4 separate regions of the Homo sapiens genome follow, and regions 1, 3 and 4 are each linked to region 2. A link is an interaction called in ENCODE POLR2A ChIA-PET data of the cell type or tissue named here. Cell type or tissue: K562. All regions are shown on one strand.

Region 1 (5,000 bases), 76 kb before region 2:
TGTGTCAGGCAGTGCAACCCAACCAGGAGCTGGGCACCAGGGGAGAGCATGTGGCCCGTGTTCCAGAGACTCTGTGTTCCAGAGACTCAGTTTTCCCTTCAGCTGTGGTGCTGACCTCCGCCCTGTGTGGAGAAGCTCTCTGTCAACAGTGGAGGCCTGTGTCAGCCATGGGCACGGGGACGTTCATTCCTGCTTCTCTCCTCCCTGTGGGTTCCAATGAGGCGGTGTGCTCGGGCAGGGTCCACAAGCATCTGCACCATCCTGCCTCTCCTCCTTGCCAAGCTCCTTCACCCCCCGCCCTGAAGGAGCATCCTGCAGAGCCTGGCCAAGGAGCAGGTGGGGGCACGGCCCCCCAGCCTGGCATAGTGGCACCCAAGCCTAGGGAGGGCAGGATGAGACCTTTTTCCTTGGTGCTACCTCACACATTTTCTGGATTTCAAAAAACACAACTGGTGCCTTTGATTCAATTCCCTTTCCTGCTTGTTGTACTACTTCAAACCAGATGGGCTCCTCAGATGAAACTCCGGAGACTCAGTGTCTCTCTTTAACCGCTGCCAGGTCTGTGTGTGGGAAACAGCAGAACCAGAAATATTTTGCTAAAACCAGCCCATGTGGGGGAGAGGCTTAGCTTTTAATAGCAGTAATTAAATTATCTTCTTAATTATAAAGGGTGATGGCATTGTCAACATGCTTTATCTATCAGCTTTCAATTGCACAAAGTAAGCACGTAATCCTCTCCTCCCGGCCCCACTGGCATCCTCTGCTCTGTGGCCAGCCCAGGCCCCCTTCCTGCAGTGCAGACCCCCAGAAGCTTTGGGGTGCATCTCCCCATTTCACCAGTTCTGAGGTGCACAGGGTTTTTTGCCTGCATTTCAACACCTCTGAAGTTGGTGTTCTCTTATTCAAAGTGGGGGGTCTCAGCCTAACTGAAGGATCTTGGCTGCACATGAAACCATGGTGCAGTGGCAGTTGCCAGGGTGCTGCAGTTGAGGCCCATGTCGGTGCGCCCACTGTGGCCTCGGGCAACGCTGGGTGCCAGCATGTTGCTCTGGGTGACTTTCTTGCAGGTGGTGACTCCGGCTTCTGTCTCCAGCCCTTACAGTGGCCCTGTCCTTCCAGGACCTTACTCTTCATTCACATCATTTCTCAGGACACTCCTCCCTGCACATCCCTAGTCTTCCCCATCTCCTCTTCATTCCTCTGTCATTCTAGCTTCAGTTCCTCTCAACAGTTTTTTTGTTTGTTTTTTGAGATAGAGTCTTGCTCTGTCGCCCAGGCTGGAGTGCAGTGGCACAATCTCAGTTCACTGCAACTTCCGCCTCCTGGGTTCAAGCGATTCTCCTGCCTCAGCCTCCCAAGTAACCGGGATTACAGATGTCCGCCACCACGCCCGGCTAATTTTTGTCTTTTTAGTAGACATGGGTTTCACCATGTTGGCCTTTTTTTCTTTTTGAGACAGGGTCTTGCTCTGTTGCCCAGGCTGGAGTGCAGTGGTGTGATCATGGCTCACTGTAGCCTCGAACTCCGGGGCTCAAGCCATCCTCCAGACTCAGCCTCCTGATTAGCTGGGACTACAGGCGTGTGCCACCACACCCTGCTAATATTTTGTAGAGACATATGAGTCTTGCTATGTTGCCCAGGCTGGTCTTGAACTCCTGCCTCTTGAACTCTTGGCCTCAAGTGATCCTTTGGCCTCAGCCTCCCAAATTGCTGGCATTACAAGCGTGAGCCACCGTGCCCAGCCCTCTTCTCAAATAGTTTTTTTTTCCCCTCCGTTTCTGAATTCATCCTTTATCTCAGAATATGTTTTCCGGATTACTCCCCCAAGACAAGCTTTTTTTCTTGTGACATCATCACAGAACGAAGATGGTGACAGCAGCAGGGCCACAAAACAGTCCCCAGTCTACCCAGTTGCTCATGGCTGTGGTTTGGACCTTCAGCCATGAGGCAGTACGTCTTCCCAGGGCAGGGTAGGGACCTTCACCGCGGGGCTGGGTCTCAGGAGCTGCCGGGCGCCCTTCTCCAGCCCGCCTTTGTGATAAGGGACAGAATCGGGGTCACTGGCAGGACACAGGTCCCCTTCCCTGTCGCCTCAGGCTGGTGGGATTCCTGCACCCGAGTGCTGCTGGGGCTGCAGGCGAGGCCTGGGCTACACAGGAAGCCCGGGCACCGCAGAGTGGCCGCTAGCTGGTGGCATTGTTCCTCCACGGATTCAGAGCTTACGAGCACGGGCGTTGAGCTGAGGCAAAATACGGAAACAGCCACTTCCATGCAAATAATCACCCTTCTGATAACAATAAGTCAAGTCTCAAGGGACTAAGAAAAACAAGCAGCTTTATTAAGATGCAGCTGACCGATCTGAAAGCCTGCCTGCTCCGCCACCTCCTGGGAGAGCCTGCAGGGCCCGAGCTCTGGGGACAAGAGCTGCTGCTCAGGCCCCAGAGGAAGGTCTAGGTGGGAAATGGGCCGCCAGGAGGTGGACACCAACACATAGGAGCACATCCCAAGACACCCATCACCCTGTGTGGTGGGTGCTGGAAAGAAACAGCCTAGTTATGAGAGAGACTTGCAACTGGGGGCACCCTAGCACCCCACGGAGGCATTTCCAGGTGGCCCCTCCAGCTTGGCTGTGTGGGCTTCCTTGGAGGACCCTCCCTCCAGGCGGCCAGCCAGAAGGGGCCATCTCCAGGCAGGCACCCCCTTCAGGAGAGCCCATGCCCAGTCACTGCCTGGGAAGCTTACTGCAGGGCTGGCCCCCACCTGCCACTGTCACCTCCTGACCTCCACCTGCTCTCCTGGGTCCTCAGGCCTCACACAGTCCTGTCCTTCTAACAGGTGACTGCAGGATGGAGCCCCAGGCATCTCGGCATCCTGATGCGGTCACTGCCAGGAGGGGAGTGGTCTCAGGGTGGGCCAGACCCCTGGACACCAGCGTGGTCTCCTTCCTGAGCTGCCGAGGGAGATTTGCCTGGCAAAGCCCACCTGGCCCCTCGGCCCTCAGCCGCCGAGTTTCCCTCCTGCAGTGGGAGGTTTCCCACGACTGGAGGGAAGCAGTGGCTATTCCAGTAGTAGCTGTTTCTCATGCACAGGTCTCTTCCCCAGAAAGAATTTGAGCTGCAGGACAGAGATCCTATCACATATATACCCAGAAGGTGATTCAAGGTGAATATTAAAGACTTGGATATCCATTAGGATGATGATGATTTTAAAAAACAAAAACAGAAAACAACACGTGTTGGTGAGGACATGGAGCCCCTGGAAGCCGTCTACACTGCTGGTGGGACTGTAAGATAGTGCAGCTTCTGTGGGGAACAGTGTCATGGGTCCTTGAAAAATTATACAGTTGTTAGGGAGAGTGAAGCAGGAGGACTGCTTGAAGCCAGGAGTTCAAGACCCGCCTGGGCGGGCCTAGGCACCTGTAGTCCCAGCTACTCAGGAGGCTGAGGCAGGAGGATCGCTTGAGCCCAGGAGTTCCAGGCTGCAGTGAGCTACGATCACACCACTCCACGCCAGCCTGAGTGACAGAGCAATATCTTGTCTCTAAAATCAATTAAAATTCTACATAGAACCGTATGTTCCAGGAATTCCACTTCTGGGAAAATACCCAAGAGAATTGAAAGCAGAGTCTCAAAGAGATATTTCTCCACCCATGTTCATAGCAGCATTACTCAAATAGCAAAAGGTGGAGGCGAGCCGAGCGTCCACCGATAAGTGAACGGATCAACAAAATGTGGTGTGTGTGTACCGTGGAGTATTATCCAGCCTTAAAGAGGAAGGGAATTCTGTTACATGCTACAACAGGGATGAACCCTGAGGTCCTTATGCTCCGTGAATTGAGCCGGTCACAAAGGACACATTTTGTACTGTACAATTCCACTTGCATGAGGCACCTCAAGTAGTCAGATTCAAGAAACAGACAGGAGAATGGGGATTGTTAGGGACTGGGGGAGAGGAATGGGGAGTTGGCGTCTAGTGGGGACAGAGGTTCCATTTTGCGTTCATCTGGAGGTGGACGCACAGCATCGGGAATACACAATGCCACTGAATTGTGTACTTCAACATGGTCACAATGGCACATTCTTTATTTTTTGTAGAGACAGGGTGTCACTGTGTTGCCCAGGCTAGCCTCGAACTCGGGTTCAGGCTCTCCTTCCACCTCGGCCTCCCAAAGTGCTGGGATTATAGGTGTGAGCCACCACACCTGGCCAAATTTGTGGGTTTTTTGGTTTTTATGTTTTTGAAACAGAGTTTCTCCCTTGTCACCTAGGCTGGAGTACAGTGGCGCGATCTTGGCTCACTGCAACCTTTACCTCCTGGGTTCAAGCGATTCTCCTGCCTCAGCCTCCCAAGTAGCTGGGATTACAGGCACCTGCCAACACACCCAGCTAATTTTTTCTATTTTTAGTAGAGACGGGGTTTCACCATGTTGGCCAGGCTGGTCTCGAACTCCTGACCTCAGGTGATCCGCCCACCTCAGCCTCCCAAAGTGCTGGGATTACAGGAGTGAGGCGCTGCGCCCAGCCAAAATTTGTGTTTTTAAATGTATGTTTAACAATTTAAAAATCCTAGATCATCCACAGTTTGCAAAAGCCACTGCTATCCATCTTGGATTGACCAATTCCCTACCTGCCTCTAAAGCGGTGGTTTTTTAACAGGAGCAGTCTTGCCCCCTGGGGTGTTTGACAGTGCCTGGGACACTGGGTGGGGGTGCTTCTGGCATCTGGTGGGTGGAGGTGGGGTATGCTTTTCACCTCCTGCAATGCACGCTCGGAACCACAGGTCCGGAGCCATGGGGCTGCTGTGGCGAGGTCTTCCCACATGGCCGCACCCTGTCTGAAGGAGCTAGTGGTGGGGCCCCGAATATTCTGAGGCCAGGAGCTCCCAAGTCCCACCTGGCATGAAGCGGTGCCCCAGGGCCCTCTCCGCACTCCTCCCCCTGCCCAAGTGGGCCCAGACTCCCCAGTGAGGCCGCATGGCCTGGAGTGCTCGCCTGGAGCCTG
Region 2 (5,000 bases):
GCGGGCACCGCTGTGGGCAGAACTATGTCCCTTCAATATTTTTATGTTCAAGTCCTAACCCCTAGTACTTACATTTGAAGACAGGGTCTTTAAAGAGGTAATTCAGGGTTAAATGAGGTCATGAGGGTGGGCCCTGATCCAATAGACTAGTGAGCTTATGAGAGATTAGGACACAGACACAGACAGGGACACGGCAAGAAGATGGCTATCTGCAGGCCAAGGAGCGAGGCCTCAGGAGAAACCAACCCTGCCCACACCTTGATCTCAGGCTTCTAGCTCCAGAATCATGAGGAAATGTCTGTTGTTTAAGTCCCCTAGCCTGCGGTCCTTTGTCAGGCAGCCCCAGCAGACAAACAGGTATGTTGCCCTGGGATGGATGCAGGCCCCTCCCATCCTCCCATCCTCAGCAGCACCAACCAGCCCCACGCTGGGTGGCTGCTTGTACTTCTCCATACTGAGCACCCCAGCCCATAGGATGATCAGCTGCTGCCGTCCTATGGAACTCAGGTGTGGCTCTGTGGCTTCCTTTGGCCACAGAAATGGAAGTGGGGTGACACACATTACTTGTGGCCTGCTGTGGCCTTTCCCCTGCCTCAGTGAGCATGGAGAAATATGTCCAGGTAGGCTGTCGTCAGCACAGGTCTGACAGGCCCCAGCCACGGTGGCCCACAGGTGCAAGCAAGAAATAAGCAGTGCCAACTGTAGCCGCTGCGCTGTTGGAGATCTTTGTTACTGCAGCACAATCTGGCTCATGCTGACTGATCCTGCAGGGTAACAGCTTTATTTGCCTTGCTCCTTTATTGCTGGATCTTTGGGCTTTTCCAGTTCTGCTGTTCAAAAAACAGTGACACCCATGAGGTGGGTGTTAGAGGGCCCAGACCCCAGCCAAGGCACTGCATGGGCATCATTCTCATTCAACCCTTCTAACCACCCCATGAGGAAAAACTCTGGTCACAGCTCAAAAAGGTCAGGTAAGGACCCTCAGCTCATGCGGGGAGGGGAGGAGGCAAGGCCAACCTCCAGTCCCTGCTCTAAACCCCCATGTAGTGGTACCGAACCATGACCACCCCTGGCAAGAGCCTTCATGCACCTAGCAAGTAGTCACAGCATGCATGTGCCTAGAATTGTTACGTGGTCAAATTATATTATTGTGTATTCCCACCAACAGTATGAGAAGGTCCACTTCTCCATACCTCCACAACTCTGGGCATCTAAAACTTTTAAAATCCTGGAATCATAGGCAAAAAAAAAAAAAAAAAAAAATTCACCCATATTTTCCTCTAGTACTTTCATAATTGTAACATTGAAATCTTTAATCTGGAATATGTACTGGCATAAAGAGTGAGGCACATACATGGCTTTACTATTTTCCAGAGGGCCAACTGCTTTTACTGAATAATCCATTTTACTCGTTAATTGGAAACACCTCTAGCCTGTACTAAATTTCCATATTTATTTGGCCCGTTTCAAAGTCCTCTATTCTCTGCTCATCTGTCCACATCTAAGTGCTTTAACTATTGTGGCTTTATAAAATATTCCAATATCCCATAGGACCTTATCCTTAGTACTTCCTATTTTAAAGTTTTCCTTGCAGACAGGTACTTTAAATACCATCTCACAGCACCCATCATGTCCTATCTTCAGGAAATAAAATCTCTGGGTATTTCCAAGGGAAGTGAAGGACTGACACCATGATTAGAAAGCAGAGCCAGCACCATGGCCCGTCCCTGAGCATGTCCAGCAAACCCTGCCAGGCTCTGCAGCTCCTGAGCACCCTGCCTTCGGGTCTGCCAGTGTGTGGGGGCCAGAAGAGAAAAACAACCCAGGGGGAATGCCTCCTTCCCCCAGCAGGAAAGCAGCTTGGTCATCATCTGTCTGAAAGCAGGTGCTGCAGCAGCTGGCAACAAAGCCACTCTGAAAGGAGCTGTGTGCACTGCCTGTCTGGAAGGCCATGCCAGAGTCCATCGTTGCCTCCACCCTACCTGTGCAGGAAACCTGGACATCACCACTTCAAGGCCCTACCTTCCTTTCTGGGCAGAGCCCAACCACAATAAACAGGACGCGTTTTAATTAAAAACCAGGTCACCTGGACTCTCCCAAGGACTCTCAAGCCTGCCTAGGTGGATGCTGCATGACTGGCCCTCAGACACACGGCAGACCATAACTCACACACCCCCAGGAGCTGCCTGGGTCCCAAGGGCACAAAAGCCCCAAAGCCCCAATAGGACAGGGTTCAAAAGAGAAGGCAGCAATCCCAGGCTGGAGTATCCACTTCAGGTCCACTAAAGGGAGATGGGGAAGGTGGCCTGTCCAGAAGCCTGTGGGACAGGGTAAAGGTCAGCTGGGTGACTAGGCTGTCCATCCTAGAGAGCAACTCTGGGTTCTACTGCCAGACCCACAGGTGAGCCAGGCCACAGTGCACTGGAGGTAGGCATCAGGGAGCAGTCTGACCCAACCCACAAAAGGGGGGATGGGGCCTGAGTCATCGGACGGAGGGCAGCTGTGACCTGGCACAGAAGCATGGGGCTGGGCCAGGACATCCAGGGACTTCTCACATCTGACCAGAATCAAGACTGAAAATGGGTTTCTTCTGCCAGCTCACTTGCTTTGCTACCAGGGCTATACCTGCTTTCTAAAAATAGCTTCCCACCTATTTCCAAGGTTTCCAGTTGTTTTACCTACAAGGTATCTGTGCCCTGAAATAACTCACACATAAAACCATCTGAACCCAGAGCCTTTTCTAGTGATAGTTACCATAAAATAATCCCAACAATTTATATTTTTCTAAATAAGGTTTTTGTTTTTTGTTGTTTTTTTTTTTTTGGGATGGAGTTTCACTCTTGTTGTCCAGGCTGGAGTGCAATGGCGTGATCTCGGCTCACCACACCCTCTGCCTCCTGGGTTCAAGCAATTCTTCTGCCTCAGCCTCCCAAGTAGCTGAGATTACAGGCATGCACCACCACACTTGGCTAATTTTGTATTTTTAGGAGAGATGGATTTCTCCATGCTGGTCAGGCTGGTCTTGAACTCCTGACCTCAGGTGATCCACCCACCTTGGCCTCCCAGAGTGCTGGGATTACAGGTGTGAGACACTGCTCCCGGCCAGTTTCTGAATAAGTTTAATCAGATGCTTGCTAATTAGTTTTTCCTAAAATAGTTGGCTGTATTTCCAATTCACATTTCTGCTTTTTCTTCCTACTTTCCAGGAAGGTGTTGTTTTGTTGTTTTCACAATTGTAAACCTGAAAGGGACTTGAACTTCTTGTCCAAGCACCAGAGTGGGCACACACTGCACACACTGGGCGGCTGTACCTGCCTATCCTGTGGTAAACTTGGCTCCAGGAGCTTCCAAGCTCAGCTTCCACTAGAAAACCCCTCCTTGTGTGGAACAGGTCTTTCTTCATTCCATTCCTCTGGGCCTGGGGCCTCACAGCTCTGGACTGCTGCCTGGTCCTCACTTCACCTACAGCTCTCGGAAGTCAGTTCTCTACCTGCAGAGCCACCCACCCCCTACTCAGCCCCACCCAGCTTCTTTGATCAGACCCTTGGACCCTCAAAGCCCCTGCCAGAAACCACAGCTGCAATGCTGACCTGGAATGCTCATGGCCAGGCCTCTGCTCCTGACAGAATGGGAAACAAAGACTTGCTGGTAGGCAGCCACTGCACCACCTCAGCCAGTAATCCAACACGTGTTTAATGAGCACCAATTGTGTACCAGGCCACAGAGCTGACTAAGACAGAGCCCCTGTGCTGAGGGTCACAGTCTGCCAGGAGGGAGATCCAAGTCATTTACACACTAGGGCTTAAGTGCTGAATCCGCAATGCATGCGAGTGCGGAGTGAGCAGGGGATGGCAGCACAGCAGCAGGGAAGAGGAGCCTGCTTCAGAACACCAGGCACGATTAGAGCTACAGTGTTAACACACAAAGGGCGAATGCCTGCAGCTGAGCCTGGCAAGGGGCTTGCATCCCACCTTCCTGCATCCAAACCTTCCAGCTGCCCAGAACTGCTGGTAATCCCACAGGAAACATCATTCTTTGCCAAGATGCTATCCCACTCATCCCCCAGAATCAAAGTGGCCACTTCCTCCAGGCAGCCTTCCTCACATTCCAGCTGGGACAGAAGTCACAGGGAGCAGAGAGGGTGGGGCTAGGGGGACAGACACAGAAACCCCATACAGGAACGAGGTCCCAACAGGGCAGACGTGGCAGACCCAGTTCAGTCCCAGCCAGTGTGGAAGACACCAAGGGGGGTGTTTTATGGGGGTGGAGGTGACAAAGATGATGCAACTATCTGCTGAGAGTTGATCTACAAAACGACCCCCTCGTGGGAGCAGGCCTGGGTGAGACGGCACTCCCAGAAGACGGGCAGGGATGCAGCAGAGAGCCAGCAGCAGGGAAAGGGCACAGGGCGGAGGTCAAGCTCTGCTGGAGTTGGGGGAGCTGGTTCTGCTCAGCGCAGAGTCCAAAACAAGCGCATCTTGCCCAGCTATGGGGTCTGAAGTCATCTGGGGACACCACTCTGCTCTGACTGGGGACTATGGGGCGCTCAAGCCACACAGGCCACTTCATCATGAGGGGCAGCATTGTTCCCACCTGGGCTGTGTTCAGAACCCAGGAGAAAGTGGTGGCTCTCCTGGGGTCTCCGGGGCCTCCACCACCTCCTGTGGGGTACCTAAGGACACCTCCTGGTCTCCCTCTGTCTCCAAAACCTCCTCCTCTGTTTTCTGGGGTTTTGGACCTCCTGGATGAGCTGGGTCTGGTCTCTGGGCAGGAGGATTAGCTGACTCCGACAGTCTAGGGACAGGTGTGGGGGCTGCCTCCTCTGGCTGGGAAGAGGCTGGTTCCACAGGACCAGGCTTGGAGCTACATGTAGAACTGGGCAGGACTGGGGGCTCCTTGGGCCCAGGGGTGCTCTCCTTGGTCAGCTGCTGCTCGAACAGAGCACTTCTAGATACAGAGTTGGACCCAGACACAGCAGGGGTGGCCATGGCGGCTGGTAA
Region 3 (5,000 bases), 87 kb before region 2:
CCAGCTTGGAGATGGGCACTCAGGTATACACAGGCCCGGAAGAGGGCGAGTGAGGCTGGGAAGGAGAGCAGAGGTGGCCGTGAGCCTGGAGAGGGGGGAGGAAAGTTAATAAGAGAGGAGAGAGCGGGAGAGTTTCACAGAAGGAGAGAAAGCCTCGAGGAAGCCGTGGAGACGAAATTGAGCAAAGGGGAGAAAACACAAAAAACCCAAAGAAGAAGGTAGGGGAGAAACAGAAGGACACGAAAAGGCAATAAAAAGCAAGAGCGAAAGAGAAGAGAGAAAACGAAGGGAAAATTTAAGACAGAAAGCGAAGTCATAAAAAAGAAAAAAAGGAAAGACTTTAGTTTTTTTTTTTTTAAAAAGAAAAACATAAAAAACAAAGGACATACAAAAATAAGAGGAAAGGCACCGACTAAAAGAAAGACAAAGAATGATTAAAAATAAAGTGAAAAGGAAGGCGAGGATGGAGGAAAAGGGGAAGAGGCGGAAAGTAAAACAGAAATAAAGAGAAACTACAGAGATAGGGGAAGAAAAAAGATGATCGGGAGGGAAAATTTAAATGAGGACGACAAAGGTAAAATAACAAATTAGGAAAAGAACGTCTGGGAGAGAGAGAGGAGAAACGCACGCGGGCGGGCGGCAGAGCGAGGGCCGGCCGACGGGCCCGGCGCACCGGTGAGCCGGTCCGGGCGGTCGGGGGGCCCCGGGCCGAGCGAGCCGCGGCGGGCGGGCTGGGGGCCGGGGAGGGGGAAGGGGCGGGGGAGGGGCGAGGGCCGGGGGAGGGATCTAGTCCATTGTCTCCGCGCGGGGGTGGGGGGGCCCCGGGCGGGGCGGGGCGGGGCGCCTCCTCGGGGCCGGCCTGCGGTGTGGGGCTGCACGGCCCGGGGCGCACGCAGCGCGGCGCCCGCCACTCGGCCCGCGGCGCGGGGCAGCGCTCAGCTTGGTGGCGGGGGCGGCGGCGGCGGCCCGCGGGTCATGATCTCCGCCGTGTCCAGCCCGTGGCTCACGCAGCTCTCGCATTTCTGCGACGTTGCAGCCTTCACGGCCAGCAGCCTGAGCAGCCTGGGGGCCGCGGGGGGCTTCCCGGGCGCCGCGTCGCCCGGCGCCGACCCGTACGGCCCGCGCGAGCCCCCGCCGCCGCCGCCGCGCTACGACCCGTGCGCCGCCGCCGCCCCCGGCGCCCCGGGCCCGCCGCCGCCGCCGCACGCCTACCCGTTTGCGCCGGCCGCCGGGGCCGCCACCAGCGCCGCCGCCGAGCCCGAGGGCCCCGGGGCCAGCTGCGCGGCCGCAGCCAAGGCGCCGGTGAAGAAGAACGCGAAGGTGGCCGGTGTGAGCGTGCAGCTAGAGATGAAGGCGCTGTGGGACGAGTTCAACCAGCTGGGCACCGAGATGATCGTCACCAAGGCCGGCAGGTCAGGGCGCCCCTCCCCACGCCGCGACCCTCCCCACGTGCTGCCGCCAGGGCTGCGGGCCTCCGCCTGATCCGCGCGAGCGGGGCCGAAAGCCGGGTCGGGGGCGCGGCCTGGCCACCTGCGGGCCCCTCTGGGCCCCGCTGCCTCCTTCGCTGTTCGCCGTCCCGGCTCCGGCGACAGCCGCCCGGCGCTCCCCTCCTAACACCTATCCTCCGCCGGGGCGGGAGGAGACGGCGCGGGCCGCACGGGAACGGCGAGGAGCCCCGCGGGACTCGCCCGCCCGCCCCGCAGCCCCAGGACGCCGCGCGGCCCAGAAACCGGCCCGGCTTGGGGCGCACCCGGCTGGGGGCAGGCAGCGGCGTCCAGGGGGCCTCACCGCCCGGCCGACTCCTAGTAAATCCCACCTCAAGAAAACTCTGGTTCAGTTCTGGAGTTCAGTCTATGCGGGCAAGATAAAGAGCGGCAGCCGGGCAACTCTCTGGACACTTTCAGGAGAGGATTACCCTTAAAAACAGCGTGCACTGTTGCGTGGAAGTTGCTACCCAGTTTCCTTCAACCTAGATCCCTATAGTTGTGGGGCCTGGCTCTGTATCCAGCGGCCCGTCACCTCCCAACCGGCCTGTATTTGTTTTAAAGACCAAGAGACAAGGGGAACAAGTTTTGCAGATGCACCCGATTTGACCGGTAGACAAAGGCGGGTGCCGCGCTGTGTCTAATGTACACACCAGCTCGGAGTCCGAACAGCCAAGGGGAGCTCAGGGCCTGTTTGCAAAGCCTTCTCGTGGTTTCTGTTTCCCTGCTGCCGGCGTCCTTTCTGAGGAACCTGGGCCTGTGCTCTGCTCCAGCTCTGTGGTTTTTTTCCAGGCCCTCCTTGCTGTCCCCAGGCACACAGGCCCTCCTGAGGACAGCGGCAGCCCAGCCGCTGGCTCAGGCCAGCCCGGCAAGGGCCTTGTCGGCGCTGGGCTTCACCCGGGAGCCCACGTCCCGCAGCACCCTCCAGCCTGCAGAGGCTTCGGGTGGGGGAGGGAGCGGGCCTGTCCTAGAGGCTGGCTCCTGGCATCTGTCTTCTGCCCACCGCCTGCAGGGAGTTGCTTGTGAGGGGAGGCAGAGGGGACGGCAAGTGAGGGCCAATCCTTGTGTTGTCCTGAAGGGCCCCACGGCCACTACTGCTGTGCCATCATGTGGGGGTAGCCCATGGCCTACACCCGTCCAGGCACTGCAGAATGTCCTTTCAAGAGCCCTGACTGGTCACTGAGCCAGGGTCCAAAGCGGGGGAGATTTGAGGAACAGGAAAGACACAAACTGAGTACACTCTGGGTAGCTGCGTCTTGGGGTTATGTGTCTTAAGGGGAGTGGAAGCTTGCCCTGTGCCCTGAGGAAGGTGGGGAGACTCTTATCATGGGGCCATGATAGAGAGGGGCCCTGAGAGTCAGGGGAGGGAGGGCTCTGAGCCTTGGCCTCACTGAGGGGATTGGGTAACAGCCGAAGACCCAGCTAAAAGGGCAGCGGGGACGCCTTGAACTCACACAGGACTACCCGGTTTCACTTTGTTGGAGCCGGGAGCTGCTTCGATCAAGCTGGGGAGGCTCTGCTAAGGGCGCACGTTAGGCACCCTGCTGCCGGCCGAAGCTGGGACCAAGAGGCCAAAAAGTCAGCAAGGGCGAGGCCGAGTTTATGTAGGCCAAGGTTGCCGAAGGTGGGGGCTCCAGCGCTGGGCTGGCCATTTCTGTGTCCAGGAACGGCCCAGGAGGCTCCCCTGCTGCGCCAAGCTCCCAGTTGAGTAGGGGCCTGCCCAGATTAGAGCAGCTAAGCCAGGAAAGATGGAGCCCAAGGGCTGGGACGACACAGCAGCCCCCAGAGGCTGGAGGGAGGGGCCGAGCAGAGGGGCCGCCAGCCCCAGGCAGGTCAAGGGGGGCTGCCTTCCACCAGCTAGGGTGACCCAAGGCCTCATCACCCCCAGGCGGATGTTTCCCACCTTCCAAGTGAAGCTCTTCGGCATGGATCCCATGGCCGACTATATGCTGCTCATGGACTTCGTGCCGGTGGACGATAAGCGCTACCGGTGAGCGAGTGGTTGTAAGCGTGAGGGACCGGGAGGGCACCCTGGAAAGTGGCGGGTCTCCGCCTGGTGACCCAACTCCAAGGGTCGTCTGCACCATGAAACTCTTTAGGCACCTGCGATGCTGCCCGATCAACCCGCTCCCTCCTCCACTCCCATCTGACCCCAGACCCACAACCCTACTCCATGCCCTCTCAGAACCCGCCTCTGGAGCCGCAGGCTGCAGACAGCTCTTGCTCCCCTGGGCTGGTGTGGCCCTAGGGTGGTCAGCCAAGTACTCAGCCCCGGACTTCTTCAAGTCTCCCTCTCCCAGGAGGCCGGCCTGAGCGCCTAGTCCCCTTCCCCCATCCCCAGGGAACTCTGGATCCTGGAGCTGGGCCGGAAAGGTGGGGTGGCCAGGAGAGATTATGCAGGGCGGGCCTCAGCTGCCCGGACAATTAACAGCAATTAATAAAGAGAACGCGCACTGCCCTGTGCCTGAGGCCCGGCAAGGCCAAGTGTGGGCTCCCACCGCAGCGGCACCGGGGCGGGAGGACCCGCATCCAGCGAAATGAGATGGCAGGAGCCCAGCCTCCCCCTCTCGGTGCCCCACAGGGTGTCCAGTTCCTTGATTGTTTTGAGTGTTGGGGTGGGTGGGAGTTCTCTGTTTAGTCCATAGTCCCCCTTGGAAAAGCTCCCAGCACATGCGGCAGCAGAGGGTTCAATCTCACAGGTGGGGAAACTTCTCAAAGGCACTTTTAGGGTTCGCCCAGCACACGGGTCAAGGCCCTCTGGGTTCACCTCCACATGCACGACCCCACCCCGTGCCGCTCCAGGTACGCCTTCCACAGCTCCTCCTGGCTGGTGGCGGGGAAGGCCGACCCTGCCACGCCAGGCCGCGTGCACTACCACCCGGACTCGCCTGCCAAGGGCGCGCAGTGGATGAAGCAAATCGTGTCCTTCGACAAGCTCAAGCTGACCAACAACCTACTGGACGACAACGGCCACGTGAGCGACTGCCTCCCCAGGCTCCGGTGTCCCCCAAGGCCTCGAGTCCCGAGGCACCCGCCTGTCCCTAAGAGGCCTGTAGAATCCCCAGGCCCCCGGCTGTCCCCAGGCGGCTCTGGGCTGTCCCCGAGGAGGCCCTTTAGAGTCCCTGCGAGGCTAGAGGCTGAGGCGGAGCTTGGGCAGTGCTGGTGTGCCGATGAGGAGAGCGGCCTCTGGTCAGGGGTCGCACAGCCTAGTGGGCCTGGGCCCTGGGAGAGGGGTCGCCCTCCTTCTCTCACCCCACTCCTGATTTTATGCAGGAAGCTTTTTTAATGGAAAAGATGGGGCCCTGCAAGGGGGCTGGAGAAAGAGGCTTTATGGAGTCCAGGCCAGTGAGGTCGCTGGGCAGGCACCTAAGGAAAGAGAACCTAAACCCAGATCTTTTGCCACTTGGAGCTCATTCCTGGCAGTTGCCAATGGGTCACAGCCTCCTCTTGGCCCAGTGACCCAGCCTCATCTTGGAATTAAGGGTTTTGCCCAACTCATCCAGGAAACTCATTGCC
Region 4 (5,000 bases), 66 kb before region 2:
GCATGAAGTCCATCCACATGACTGTGCAGCCATCACCACCAGCCATCTCAGAACTCTTCATCTCAGAAAACTGAAACTCTGTCCCCATTAAACAAGAACTCCTCATTCCCCTCCCCTGGCAGCCAGCATTCTACTCTCTGTCTCTGTGAATCTGACTACTCTAGGCGCCTCATGTAAGTGGAATCACACAGCATTTGTCTTTTTGTGGCTGGCTTAGTTCACTGAGTGTAAGGACCTCAAGGTTCATCCGTGTTCTAGCCTGTGTCGGAACTCCCTGCCTTTATAAGGCTGAACACTATTCTGTTGTATGTCTGTACCACGTTTTGTTGATTCATTCTTCTGTCAATGGACACTTGGGTTGCTCCCACCTGTTGGCTGCTGTGAGTAATGCCGCTATGAACGTGGGTATAGAAATATCTTTGCAGCCCTGCTTTCAGTTCTCTTGGGTATTCTGCCACAAGAGGAACTGCTGGCTCATATGGTAATTCTATGTCCAGGATTTTGAGAAATGACCACACTGTTTTCCATAGCTGCTACTCCATTTTTACATTCCCACCAATAGCGCACAAGGGTTCAGATTTCTCCACACACTTGTTTTCTGTTTTTTTTTTTGTTTTTTTTTTTTGAGATGGAGTCTCGCTCCGTCGCCCAGGCTGGAGTGCAGTGGCGCGATCTCGGCTCACTGCAAGCTCTGCCTCCTGGGTTCATGCCATTCTCCTGCCTCAGCCTCCCGAGTAGCTAGGACTACAGGTGCCCGCCACCACGCCCAGCTAATTTTTTGTAGTTTTAGTAGAGACGGGGTTTTACCATGTTAGCCAGGATGGTCTCGATCTCCTGACCTCGTGATCCACCCGCCTCAGCCTCCCAAAGTGCTGGGATTACAGGCGTGAGCCACTGCACCCGGCCCTGTTTTGTTTTTATTTTTGGTGTACCCATCCTCATGGGTGTAAGGCAGTATCTGTCTCATTATAGTTCTGACTTGCATTTCCCCAGAGGATAGTGATGCTGTGCCTGCTGGCTACTCATACATCTTCTTTGGAGATATGTCTACTTAAGTCATTTGTCTATTTTTTTTTAATTTTTAATTTTTAGAGACAGGGTCTCACTATGTTGCCCAGGCTGGACTCCAGCTCCTGGATTAAGTGATCCTCTTGCCTCAGCCTCTTGAATAACTGGGTACATACCACGGCACCCAGGATGGCCCATTTTTGAATCGGCTTTTTTGTTGTTGTTGAGTTTTAGGAGTTCTCTATATATTGTGGATATTAATCCCTTATCAGATATATGGTTTGTAAAGATTTTCTCTCAGTCTGTGGGCTGCTTTTTTACTCTGTTGATGGTGTCTTTTGATGCATACAACTTTTAAATTTTCATGAAGTCCAGTTTGTCTATTTTTTTCTTTTGTGAAATGTGCCTTTCGTGTCATATCCAAGAATTTATTGCTAAATTCAATGTCATGAAGCTTTTGGCCTATGTTTTCTTCTAAGGGTTTTATGGTTTTAGGTCTTAATTTAGGTCTTTGCTCTATTTTGAGTTTATAGGGTATGAGGTGGGGGATCAAACTGCATTCTTTTGCATTTGTAAATCCAGTTTTCCCAACATCATTTGTTAAAAAGACAGTCTTTTCCCCCATTGAATGGTCACCACATTAAAAATCATTTGGCCAGCCAGGTGCAGTGGCATGTACCTATAGTCCCAGCTACTTGGGAGGCAGAGGTAGGAGAATTGCTTGAGGCCAGGAGTTCAAGACCAGACTGGGCAACGCAGTGAGACCCTGTTTCTAATTGAGAAAAATATCACTGGTTTATTTCTAGGCTGTCTATTCTATTACATTGGTCTTTACATCTGCCTTTATGCCAGTACCACACTGTTTTGATTACTATAGCTTTATAGTAAATTTTGAAACCAGGAAGTATGAATCCTCCAAGTTTATTCATTTTAAGATTGTTTTAGCTATTAAGGGGTCCTTGAGACTCCATATGAATTTCAAAATGGCTTTTTCTATTTCTACAAAAAATGTCATTGGGATTTTTGAAGGGAATGCATTGAATCTGTAGACTGCTTTGGGTAGTATGGATATCTTAACAATGTTAAGTTTTCCAATCCATGAACATGGGATGTATTTCCATTTATTTATGTTTTAATTTCTTTCAGCAGTGTTTTATAGATTTCAGTGTACAAGTCTTTCACCTCCCTAGTTAAGCTAATTCTTAAGTATTTTATTATTTTTAATGCTGAGTCTCTTTTGATAACAAAACCTCTTGTTATGTTGAGGAACTCTTTAGCCCATCTTTTGTATTTGCTTTCAGTTTGTGACACTTTAGCATCTCTTCCTGAGATGAGCGATTCTTTGGGTTTCATGGATGGGAGAGCCCATTGCATTATCCTTTCATTTGGAGATATTGCCTGGTGTGTTGGGACAAGGAAGGACTAACCTTCCTTGTCAGTGTCTTATCACACCCGCAGGGCTGAGTGACAGGGTGGTCCTGGGCAGGCTGCCTGTGGCTGTGCAAGCTGAGTGGGTGCACACTGGACTCTTCCCACCTACTGATGGTGTGTGAGGCTGATGTGCATGGATTCTAGCTCCTTCCCTGTTTCTGGGGCCTCAGCTGTCTGTGTTCACTCTTTCTTGCTACACAAAGAGAAACAAGGACAAGCCTTATTTGATAAAGGCCACAAACACTTTGACCTTCCTCCACCCAGTGTAGGGATCTGTTTCCCCTCTCCTGGACTCCAGGGCTGGTCACAGAAGGCTCTGGGCTCCAACCTGGCTTGCTGGACGTGCTCTTGAAGCCCCCAAGTAAGAAGTCTGAGTCCCTGAGACCACCACACTGCAAGGACACTTGAAGGTACTCAGGTTGGTGGTCCCCGCTGTGCCCAGCCCCTGAATGAAGCCAAGGCTCCAAGCACCTGAGTGAAGAGGCTGTGATGGAAGCGAATCCTCCAGCCCTGGCCATCACCCCGTGGAGTAGACAAACTGCTCAGCCCAGCCTCTCCTAAATTCCCGACCCACGGAGCCCACGTGCCCAGAATGGCTGTTATGCTGCTCTGTTTGAGGTGGTTTATTAATGTAGCAAGAGATAATGGCACCAGGATGAGGCCAAATGACTCGATTTCTCTACACCCCACATTTTACAGGTTTCAGAGCCCAAGTCAGGAGGTCAAGTGTGCATGCAAGAGGTGGCAGGGGACAGATGTGCTGCTGTTCCCAGGCCACCTGCACAGCTGGATGGTGGAAGCAGTTCACTTAAAGGCCATGAGTTACTCGGGAGGCTGAGGCAGGAGGATCACTTGAGCCTATTAGTTGGAGGCTGCAGTAAGCTATGATCATGCCACTGCACTCCAGCCTGGGTGACAGAGTGAGACCCCCACTGTCCCTGGTCTCTTAAAAGAAAAAACAAACAAACAAACCAAAAAACAAAACAGCTTATGAGCACCTCCTACTAATTTCCTCAGCTTAGCACACCCTGTGGCCGTTGTCCCCATCGTCCGTGGCTTCATCCCTCAACTGATGCTTTCCTATGTGGACTTCCCGGCCAGTGCTGTGGGACCTCCCCTGTAGGGCTGGCCAGCCTCATGGGCTGGGCTACCCGTCCCACTCAGCAGTGGCTGCCTGGCCTCCCCTCTGTCCCTCCTGCCCAGCTCCTAATGGGCCTCCCATAAAAGCTGATGCGTGGGAGCCAAGCCACAGCTCGCTGACCTGGGGAAGCTGACAGAGTGACAGAGGGTCTCAAGGACTCTCCACCCACAAGGCGGGAATGGGGATGCTGGCAAATCTGGTATGAAGGTTGAGACCCCGAGGAGAGGCAGGCCTGGGGGACCGTGCAGCAGCTGTGCCCACCTAGGACCACAGGGCTGGTGGGGCTGGCAGCTTGGTAGAGGGCAGGTGCACAGCAAAGTTTTCACCGGTGCCGGCTTGTTGTCTTCCACGCTGGGATTTCACATGAAGTTCTAGCTAATTGAGTATAAGCATTTCTAAAGAACCCCCGGAGGGTTGTTTTTCTTTGTGCAAACACTCCTTTTGTGCAGAGGGTGTTCTGTGGCTTCTTGGCAGAGACACAGGTGGGAAACACCTGATTGAACATCATTGCCTGGGGAGTGGAGACACGCACAGCACGTCAACATGGAGCGCCCAGCAGCGGCGGCGGGTCCTGGGCTGTGCTCCGGAGCCCTTCCCGGGATCATCTCCCGGCATCGGCTGACCCCTCGGTGTCTACGTGCCAAGCCCAATCTGCCTGCAGGGACACCCACTGCCAGAGGCGGAGGCAGGTTCTCCTGGTCCCAGACCCAGGGCCGTCTGTTGGCCTGCAGGTAACACGCAGGGAGGAAGGAAAAGGCTCTAGGCACAGCTGCTTGTCTAAGAGGGACCCTGTTGGCGGCGCAACGCTGGGTGAGTGCTGCCCGCCCGCGGATGGGGTGCTGGCCGAACCTACCTTGTAAAGTGGGGCTGCACAGAGGTCAGCACATGGTGGCGCCCACCGTCGAGAGGGGAGGCCCCTTGGCACTGGAGGCAGGGCCTCACCAGGCAGACGTGCCAGGACCCGCGTCCCTGCACACAGCTGCCCACCGGCCAGTGGAGTGGGACCTGCTGCCCCTCTGACAGCTCCTGGTAATCAGAGGGGCCCACTCCACCTGCACCGGAGGCAGCGGCTGGGGATGCTGGAGCATACGGCTCCAGCCACTCAGGATCCCACTCTGGGCCGTGAAAGTTACTCCACAGAACACCCCAAGGCCACCCCTGCTGGCTGTGAAGACACCACCAGGCGGACAGTGCCCAGGGCTGGGGCTCACAGCCACGAGAATCTGGATTTGAACAGAAAAAGCCCCCAGCCGCGCTGCCACCCTGACGCAGCCTTGTGGGGCCCTGAGCAGAGGACCAGCTACGTTGTGCCCGTGCCTCGACACATGGAAATTCTTCCAATAAGAACAGGATGGTGGGCCGGGCGCAGTGGCTCAGGCCTATAATTCTAGTGCTTTGGGAGGCTAGAGGCGGGAGGATC

What was found. ChIA-PET counts read pairs that join two places held together with the same protein. Peaks named below come from ENCODE experiments on the same cell type or tissue, not always from the same donor. Only the 100,000 strongest peaks of a DNase experiment are listed, where the experiment ranks them.
Region 1: POLR2A ChIA-PET joins it to region 2 with 12 read pairs; 6 of 35 experiments call an interaction of 5 or more read pairs at or near these places.
Region 3: POLR2A ChIA-PET joins it to region 2 with 13 read pairs; 7 of 35 experiments call an interaction of 5 or more read pairs at or near these places.
Region 4: POLR2A ChIA-PET joins it to region 2 with 14 read pairs; 7 of 35 experiments call an interaction of 5 or more read pairs at or near these places.

What each region holds. Positions count from the first base shown.
Region 1 is chr22:19,770,872-19,775,871 of GRCh38, forward strand. It overlaps a transcript of TBX1 not described here. Among named protein-coding and RNA genes, the nearest start is that of TBX1, 13 kb to the left of the region's middle. RefSeq lists a silencer at 25-196. In K562, a CTCF peak has its summit at 2,383 (motif pointing left); a DNase peak (open chromatin) is centred at 1,992; H3K27me3 peaks cover 455 bases.
Region 2 is chr22:19,846,563-19,851,562 of GRCh38, forward strand. All of the region lies in intron 2 of GNB1L (G protein subunit beta 1 like), which reads right to left. It overlaps RTL10 (retrotransposon Gag like 10), which reads right to left. Exons shown (of 3, transcript NM_024627.6): 3 at 1-5,000. The coding sequence ends at 4,605. Among named protein-coding and RNA genes, the nearest start is that of GNB1L, 5.8 kb to the right of the region's middle. In K562, CTCF peaks have their summits at 1,387 and 2,322; DNase peaks (open chromatin) are centred at 399, 899 and 2,447.
Region 3 is chr22:19,759,869-19,764,868 of GRCh38, forward strand. TBX1 (T-box transcription factor 1) reads left to right here and starts at 910. Exons shown (of 7, transcript NM_001379200.1): 1 at 910-1,412; 2 at 3,373-3,474; 3 at 4,287-4,458. The coding sequence starts at 976. RefSeq lists enhancers at 1,965-2,664, 2,824-3,766. In K562, CTCF peaks have their summits at 457 and 913; DNase peaks (open chromatin) are centred at 783, 1,286, 2,114, 2,373 and 2 weaker places; H3K4me3 peaks cover 2,845 bases; H3K27me3 peaks cover 176 bases.
Region 4 is chr22:19,780,176-19,785,175 of GRCh38, forward strand. It overlaps GNB1L (G protein subunit beta 1 like), which reads right to left. Exons shown (of 8, transcript NM_053004.3): 8 at 3,048-5,000. It also overlaps a transcript of TBX1 not described here. Among named protein-coding and RNA genes, the nearest start is that of TBX1, 22 kb to the left of the region's middle. RefSeq lists enhancers at 3,338-3,838, 3,839-4,339. In K562, CTCF peaks have their summits at 374 (motif pointing left) and 1,663; a DNase peak (open chromatin) is centred at 366; H3K4me3 peaks cover 457 bases.